Linked DNA regions of Homo sapiens: region 2 is linked to region 1. A link is an interaction called in ENCODE POLR2A ChIA-PET data of the cell type or tissue named here. Cell type or tissue: OCI-LY7. All regions are shown on one strand. Links, peaks and the distances in the headings refer to the core of each region. The heading gives the core; the rest is flanking DNA.

Evidence for each region. Peaks named below come from ENCODE experiments on the same cell type or tissue, not always from the same donor. Only the 100,000 strongest peaks of a DNase experiment are listed, where the experiment ranks them.
Region 2: POLR2A ChIA-PET joins it to region 1 with 5 read pairs; 2 of 35 experiments call an interaction of 5 or more read pairs at or near these places.

What each region holds. Positions count from the first base shown.
Region 1 is chr7:26,721,454-26,725,999 of GRCh38, reverse strand. SKAP2 (src kinase associated phosphoprotein 2) reads left to right here. Exons shown (of 13, transcript NM_003930.5): 8 at 14-77; 9 at 435-572. Among named protein-coding and RNA genes, the nearest start is that of LINC02860, 86 kb to the right of the region's middle. In OCI-LY7, for the core only: no CTCF peak of the experiment used is centred there; a DNase peak (open chromatin) is centred at 2,699; H3K27ac peaks cover 699 bases.
Region 2 is chr7:26,900,921-26,905,466 of GRCh38, reverse strand. No RefSeq gene overlaps it. Among named protein-coding and RNA genes, the nearest start is that of SKAP2, 39 kb to the right of the region's middle. In OCI-LY7, for the core only: no CTCF peak of the experiment used is centred there; no DNase peak of the experiment used is centred there.

The DNA of each region.
Region 1 (4,546 bases), core at 415-4,414:
TGTTTTATATTAGTTTACAGCAGCTTCTCCCAAAGATGCTGAAGAATGGGTACAGCAGCTGAAATTTGTATTGCAAGGTAAGATAAATCAATCGAACAAGTTATCACAGTCTTTAAATACTAAATAACAGAGTAGTTTGGGTTTTCATATACAAAAGCTTATTGACTTCTGTGAGAATGACCAACTTGAATGTGACTGTTATTAATACAGACCACTCACTTCAGATTTTAAACAGCATCTTTTCTATAAGTACCAATTGGCTTACTTTAAAATTCACATATTTACAAAACAATTTTTAAACATGTTTTTAGTTAAGGACATAACATATAACAATATTGTTGTTGCTTTGTAGGGCTGCATTTATTTATAAAGTATAGTTTTAAAAATATCTTCTGCATTCTTTTAAAATTTACTTCATGAAATGTGTTTTATAGATATGGAATCTGATATTATTCCTGAGGATTATGATGAGAGAGGAGAATTATATGATGATGTTGATCATCCTCTACCAATAAGCAATCCACTAACAAGCAGTCAACCAATAGATGATGAAATTTATGAAGAACTTCCAGGTATTTACTTTCTGGTGATTCATTTAAAGATTTTAGGGCTGTGTGTGTGTGTGTGAGTGTGTGTGTGTGTTTGTGTGTGTGATTTGTCCTCGACAGCTTGAGTAGAAAATGGTGACCTATTGAGAACAAGGACAAAGAATATCTTCAAAACTCTATTTTACAAAAAGGGTTCTGCTTGAGATATTTCAAGTGAGTAGATGTAACTTACGAAAAGTGAATGAAACATTAAAATGAAGCAGATACAATACTAATCTCTTGGGACTTGTGGCTCATTAGCATTGTTTATGCTACATAATTTTTTAATTAAAAAATTGACTTGCCTTACAGTTTTTTCCACCAACTCACACATCGTTTTTTATTTATACATCTTGGAACTTCCATTAACCAGAAGTTCTATGCACACCCCAGATGTTACCAACTTCTGCCTCGTATTTCTCCTTGCTTGTAGTATATTGCACTGTCTCAGAGGAATGTTGTTGAACTATAAACAAAGGCCTTTTGAGGCTTCAAGTCTTCCTGTTGATATTTTAGCATCAATATGGAATAAAAAAGTTTTCTTATTCCAAATGCTCAGACCTAGTTTAGTGTTTACATGCCTGTCTGTTATGTAACATAAAATTAATTATCTATTAGCTACTTGACTTGCGGCCATGAGGATCAATCTAAAATAAAAAGACATCTGAAATTTAGGAAACATATGAAAACATTTAGGAAATTGTATTACTAATACTCTAGGCTGAAATGAGCTTTTTTGGCTATTAAAAAATCAGTAGTTAGAGAAGAAAAAGGTATCATAAGCAATATAAGCAAGATTTAACTAGTACATCTCATGTAGAGAGGCCATTTTGCTCTGAATATAACAATTTAATGATGTAATGTTAAACCTTTAAAATTGATTTCAAAAATACTTAAAATGTTCCAAATTAATGTACAAATGTCATTTTCAAGACAATACAGCATAATACCAAGAGTATGGACTTTAGAAGAAAAAAATTTAAATTCTGGCTGTACCATTGACTAGCTTAGTGACTTTATAAGTTAATTTCTTCATTTATAAAATGGAAATAATGTCATTGGGAGGGGTAGGTGAAGTGATTTATGGAAGGCTTTCAGCATAGTGCTTGATCCCACAATTAATTGTAACATCACCATCATTTTTGTTTTATTATTGTATCTGGTGAATTCTTGCAAGTGCTTATGTGGTGGTACAGTAATGGTTTTCTAACCAAGTAAAAAGTAATAATTTTAACAATATTATAAATTTAAGGTATAAAAACTATGTATGCATCTACATATTGTATTTTACTACCCCAGAAGATTAGTATAAAAGTATAATTTTATGGGGAATAGTGATCTGTGTATTTCAGTTGTTTAGTGGAGCTACATGTTTATTAACCCCTTCCTTTCTGGTTTACCCTAAGGAAATGGCATCTGCTGTAGCATCAGTTATCCTCAAGTAGGGAAGAATATTCCCTGGCTGCTTGTTTTTGGTCACACCATATCATTAATACAATTATTTTAGTATTTAAAAATGTTTAAAAGAACTTGTGAGAATGTATACTCATAAAATGGAAGAGTGGAATACATTTAAACACGATATTACTGCCATTACATCCTTTTAAAACCCTGCAATGAATGTGTTACATTACAATTGTTGAAATAACTGTTAAGTTCTGTATTTTTTCAACTTGGCTGTTCTCTCCCCACCCCTAAAGAAAAAAAAAATTGATCAGGAATAAAGACCAGATATTCATAGTTATTTTCATAACAAAGACCTAAGGAAGGTCTGAGTAGCTTGAAATTTTAAAAATATGAAACATCTTTTATTTTTTCTTACTGGAGATATTATTCTTCATTCTTCCTTGCCCCCCTCCTCACCCACCCTCACACATAATTGTTGGAAGTAACTGGTTACTTTTTAAGTAGTGTTACTTCTTGCTGTGGTACTGGGAGAAATTTAAGCTGCCCTGGAATTTCTTTTCCCCTGCTTGGGATCCCCAGTTGCTCTGCAAAGTGATCGAGCTTGATGGAGCCTGCACCTGTGCCCCGGGAAGGAAGCCGTTGTAGGCAGCTGTGGAATGTCTAGTTCCCTTCTTCCCCAATGTAACTGAGAGCTGCTTCAACATCTGCACGGTTCAGCAAGTTTGTCAAGTTTGTGCCAACGGCTACAGAGGGGATTTTTCTAGTAAAGGCCCTAAAGGTGTCTCAGAGTTAGAGGTTTTGTTTGATTAAATGTCTGAAACTAGGAAGGTAACTTTTTTAATTAAAACAATTGTCTCTCTTTCAGGACAAGAATTAAGCTTATTGCTTTCACTTCTGTGAAATTTGAATATAATTTTGATAGAGGAGTTAGAACAATGGAAGAGCAGTAAGCACATTTACATACTGTTGATATTTTTCCAGTTCTGTGCAAAGAACTATGTATCTCTGATATCTGACTGGCTAAATTCCCAGAATTAAATAATACTACAATTTCAACACAATTTTCTGTCAATTATGCATTGTTGAAAACTAATCCTCTTAGTTGAAAGATGAGGTATACAAATGTATTTGAAGAGAAATCTAAGCATTTATTATGCTACTTTAAATCACAAAGCTCTTTTTCTGAGAAACGAAAGCTCTTACTCTAATAAGTGTATTTTTTAAAAACTATGAAATAAACCTGCAGTGTTTTGAGTTTCAAGAGTAAGAAGAAAACGTGGTTTTAAAAATTGCAATGGGCTGGGCGCAGTGGCTCACGCCTGTAATCCTAGCACTTTGGGAGGCCGAGTTAGGTGGATCACTTGAGGTCAGGAGTTCGAAGCGAGCCTGGCCAACATGGTGAAACCCCGTCTCTACTAAAAATAAAAAAATAAAAATAAATAAAAAATTAGCCGGGCATGGTGGCAGGTGCCTGTAATCCAAGCTATTCAGGAGGCTGAGGCAGGAGAATCACTTGAATCCGGGAGGCGGAGGCTGCAGTGAGCCAAGATTGAGGCACTACACTCCAGCCTGGGCAACAGAGTGAGACTGTGTCTCAAAAAAAAAAAAAAAAAAAAAAAATTGCATTGCATAATATCCCTTGAAAAATGTTTATAATTCTACAGGAATCTAAATTGTTTCATTGTAATTGTTTTTCAGTTAGAATATTCTAACTTCATTACAGTACCTTCTGTTTAATTTCTTGTTCATTTATTTTTAACTAACTTCGTAAAGGAATAGGAATAAATTTGTAAGACTTCTTTGTGTTTAAGGGATTTATACATATGTACAAAAGAGTTGCGAGAATGCCATTTCTGGGGAGTATTAAAGGTATTTGGCTTTTCTTCAAATATCCTAATCCTTTTACATCTTTTATGTCTTATTGCTTATTAGCATAGGCCAGTCAGGTTTGTTTACATTGTAATAATACTATAGCATATTTGTGTTTGTGCAGCTAATATATTGATCAAAATGTGTTAAACTGTTTAACATGGTAATGAGTTCATTTGGCTCAGCACAGGTTTGTAAATTTATTGCTCACTTTTTCATTAGAAATACAGAGGAGTGTCTTTGTCTCATTTTGAATCTCAAAAGGGGAAAATAATACTCGTGAAATTGCTGCAGAAACCAACCCTGTTTGCTCTTCTCTTCTATTCACTATGTCACTTGATTTTTTTTCTTTAATGGCAGGAAATTGTACAGAAACAACAACAACAAAAAGATTTTTCTAGATCTAAACTGAATAGAATCAGCCTAGTAATGAGAATGGTAACCATCCATTAACTTATTAAATCTGTAGCTTTCAGAGGGATTGCACTTGAAATGTCTTCTGGCAAGTGGACTGGAGGAGAGAGGGCAACATAAAACAGGAAGACAAATTTCTATTCCATTAACCTATTTTTTTTAAGTGTGAATTCATTTTTTTTTAAATTACAATGACAGATTGAACTATTCTGAGTCAGAAAAGGATATTTTTATCCTTTGGCCATTCAATTACATTTTAAATGTATTCA
Region 2 (4,546 bases), core at 228-4,227, 180 kb before region 1:
CATTATTGCTTATGGAATAAAGCCCAAATTTCCTATTTGGCGTTCAGACTCTCTATTAGCAGGTATAAATCCATCTATTTTCACCTTTATCTTAATGTAATAATTTCAGAAATAAGGTTAACCCTAGCTCAGCTATAAAGTTTTTTTGTTTTGTCTAGAGCTGACTGATGCTTGTTTACTGAAGGTGCTGAGCACTTTACCTAACATAAGGAAAAAATAGACTCATTTTAAGTAGGCAAAGTCATGCAATCAGGTTTTTTGTTGTTTTTTTTAAATTTTTTTTTATTATTATACTTTAAGTTTTAGGGCACATGTGCACAATGTGCAGGTTAGTTACATATGTATACATGTGCCATGCTGGTGCACTGCACCCACTAACTCGTCATCTAGCATTAGGTATATCTCCCAATGCTATCCCTCCCCCCTCCCCCCACCCCACAACAGTACCCAGAGTGTGATGTTCCCCTTCCTGTGTCCATGTGTTCTCATTGTTCACTTCCCACCTATGAGTGAGAATATGTGGTGTTTGGTTTTTTGTTCTTGCGATAGTTTACTGAGAATGATGATTTCCAATTTCATCCATGTCCCTACAAAGGACATGATCTCATCATTTTTTATGGCTGCATAGTATTCCATGGTGTATATGTGCCACATTTTCTTAATCCAGTCTATCATTGTTGGACATTTGGGTTGGTTCCAAGTCTTTGCTATTGTGAATAGTGCCGCAATAAACATATGTGTGCATGTGTCTTTATAGCAGCATGATTTATAGTCCTTTGGGTATATACCCAATAATGGGATGGCTGGGTCAAATGGTATTTCTAGTTCTAGATCCCTGAGGAATCGCCACACTGACATCCACAATGGTTGAACTAGTTTACAGTCCCACCAACAGTGTAAAAGTGTTCCTATTTCTCCACATCCTCTCCAGCACCTGTTGTTTCCTGACTTTTTAATGATTGCCATTTGGTTTTGATTTGCATTTCTCTGATGGCCAGTGATGGTGAGCATTTTTTCATGTGTTTTTTGGCTGCATAAATGTCTTCTTTTGAGAAGTGTCTGTTCATGTCCTTCGCCCACTTTTTGATGGGGTTTTTTTTTCTTGTAAATTTGTTTGAGTTCATTGTAGATTCTGGATATTAGCCCTTTGTCAGATGAGTAGGTTGCAAAAATTTTCTCCCATTTTGTGGGTTGCCTGTTCACTCTGATGGTAGTTTCTTTTGCTGTGCAGAAGCTCTTTAGTTTAATTAGATCCCATTTGTCAATGTTGTCTTTTGTTGCCATTGCTTTTGGTGTTTTAGACATGAAGTCCTTGCCCATGCGTATGTCCTGAATGGTATTGCCTAGGTTTTCTTCTAGGGTTTTTATGGTTTTAGGTCTAATGTTTAAGTCTTTAATCCATCTTGAATTTATTTTTGTATAAGGTGTAAGGAAGGGATCCAGTTTCAGCTTTCTACATATGGCTAGCCAGTTTTCCCAGCACCATTTATTAAATAGGGAATCCTTTCCCCATTGCTTGTTTTTCTCAGGTTTGTCAAAGATCAGATAGTTGTAGATATGTGGTGTTATTTTGTTTTGTTTTGTTTTTGAGATGGAGTTTTGCTCTTGTCGCCCACACTGGAGTGTAGTGGCATAATCTAGGCTCACTGCAACCTCCACCTCCTGGGTTCGAGTGATTCTCCAGCCTCGGCCTCCTGAGTAGCTGAGATTACAGGCACCTGCCACCATGCCTGGTTAGTTTTTGTATTTTTAGTAGAGATGGGGTTTTTCCGTGTTGGCCAGGCTGGTCTCAAACTCCTGACCGCCCACCACAGCCTCCCAAAGTGCTAGGATCACAGGCGTGAGCCACTGAGCCCGGCTTCATCAGGCGTTTTGTTTCGTTTTGTTTTGTTTTTGTTTTTTTGAGATGGAGTTCTGCTCTTGTTGCCCAGGTTGGAGTGCAGTGGTGCCATCTTGGCTCACCACAACCTCCACCTCTCAGGTTCAAGCGATTCTCCTGCCTCAGCCTCCCAAATAGCTGGGATTACAGGCATGTGCCATCACACCTGGCTAATTTTGTATTTTTAGTAGAGATGGGATTTCTCCATGTTGGTCAGGATGGTCTCGAACTCCCAACCTCAGGTGATCCACCCATCTCGGCTTCCCAAAGTGTTGGGATTACAGGCGTGAGCCACTGTGCCCTGCTCATCAAGTTTTTAATGGGTCTGAGGATTCTGTATCATGTCAATCTGTAAGGCCTAGCACTGCTCAGGGCCTTCTCTGCAGTTTAGATTCAACAAATACCTATTAGGAGTTCATTATGTGTCAGACATTTTGCACGTAACATTATATTGTAATCCTCAAAACAGTCTTGTCAGGTTTTATCACAGTTCATATAATAGTATCACAATTTTTACATAAGGAATTTGAGCTCAGAGAAGGTAAAAAAATATACCCAAAGTTTCATGACTGCTCAGAGTGGAACCAGAATTTGAATAGCATTTTCCTGAATCTACAATCTATGTTCTTTTCCCTTTATCACAGCTGTGGCATAAATTCAACATTGTGCTGTTTTCGTTCATCCCAGAACCTTCCCATAGTTTTTTTAGGTGACCTTTGCACCAGGATGACCTTGGGAGGTAACAGCCCAATGAATGAATTTTTTAGAGTTACTGTGTTCCAGAGACTTCCTCTCATATATGGGAGGCTCTGGATTGTTCTTTCTCATGTGGTCAGGACTACATGTTGCATGATGACAAACAGATGCTTTCTTCTTGACACTATGTCTTGTCTGGGTATTTAAAGAGTGACAGTGATAATGAAGATTAACCTGCAGTAATGCTGCACATGTACTACTTTACGAGGTCAGAGTTCACAGTCTTCAGCGTATTCACTGATGTTGCTAATGATGCTGTAAGTAGAAATGAATACAGGCCATGCATTCAAAAGACATTCCTTATATTATCCTTTAAGTTAAGGATTTCTAAGACATTTGAGATATTCTACTGGGTTTTGGGTCTATAAGAATAATTGAAATAGACCTTGAAGTCTTTAGTTAATCGTAAAGGAGCCTTTTCCCACCTACCTCCCAAATAGTTGTATCTTTTCTCTTTCCTTTTCTTTTCTTTTTTTGGAGATGGAGTCTTGCACTGTAGCCCAGGCTGGAGTGCAGTGGCGCCATCTCGGCTCATGGCAACCTCCGCCTCCTGGGTTCAAGCAATTCTCCTGCTTCAGCCTTCCCAGTAGCTGGAACTACAGGTGTACGCAGCCACGCCTGGCTAATTTTTTGTATTTTTAGTAGAGATGGGGTTTCACTGTGTTGCCCAGGCTGGTCTCGAACTCCTGAGCTCCGGCAGTCCGCCTGCCTCGGCCTCCCAAAGTGCTAGGATTACAGGCGTGAACCACTGCGCCCGGCCCCAAATAGTTGTATCTTACAGGATAAAAATTTTGTGGAAGCTCTTTAAAAGTAAACAGAGAATGTTTGGTCATAGAAATATCAAATACTAATAAGGAACACCTAAGCACTTTAGGTGCATTGGAAAAATATTTAACTTGTTGAAGCCAAATTTCAAGTATATTGGACTTCTAGACTGTGGTTTGGTTTTAATTTTGTATTCCCAAGCCAAAAAAATTTTTTTTTTAAATAGGAAACTCTTTTTAATCTATATACTCCCTGAATTGTTTTTCTATATATTTTGATTATATGTCTCAAAAGCTGAAAAGGGCCTGAAATTGTATCCTATTTGCAAGCTAAGTTAGCCTGTCAGTTTCATGGGTGCTGGCAGAAGATATAATACTCCTGGGTTATATATACTCCTTGGTTATATAATAAACCAAGGACAGTTTATTACTTATAGCATTAACAGTAGACAGAATATCAGCATTTATACCAGCCCCTTAAACCTCAAATACTGCCTGGCAATGTAAAGAGGAGCAGGTGATATTTGCACATGCAACGGGGAGTATTATAAATGAAGAACCCTGAGTTCAGAGAACCCAAATCATTTATAATGGGCCATAAGCATGTCTGTCTTTTGCCCTAGGAGACACTGTCTCTATATTCCAGAGCTGAAGGCAAACTTGCCCTTTGCTTCAGAGCAAAACACTACCTGTACCACCCATAGATGATGGCTTGAAACAATAGTCTGGAACAGAGGCAGTCAATGTTTCTGCTTGTAAGACGTGCAGAAATGTGAGAGACCCATGGAGAATTATCTCCCAACATGCAATTTCTGGAGTCCCAAGAAACTTTGGGGAATGCTACCAACTTGACACGTTTAATAGAAATAGAAGACCAGTTATATCCTGTGGTTTCAGGGGTCCTGACCCTCAATTTAACTACATATCTTGTTTTACCATCATAACTTTGCTTCTTCGACTCAAGCTTTAGGTCTGCAAATGAGTCCCTTATCAAATTGCAGCTACTGCTGGAAATATTTCAAATTTATAACTTCATACTTTAGTATACAAAGGCTGGATATCATAGGAGAAGAATATTCCTGGGCTTGGAATTAGATATAGGCTGGAAGCCTAGCTCTGCCACTGACTATACTGATGTTCACTCTTT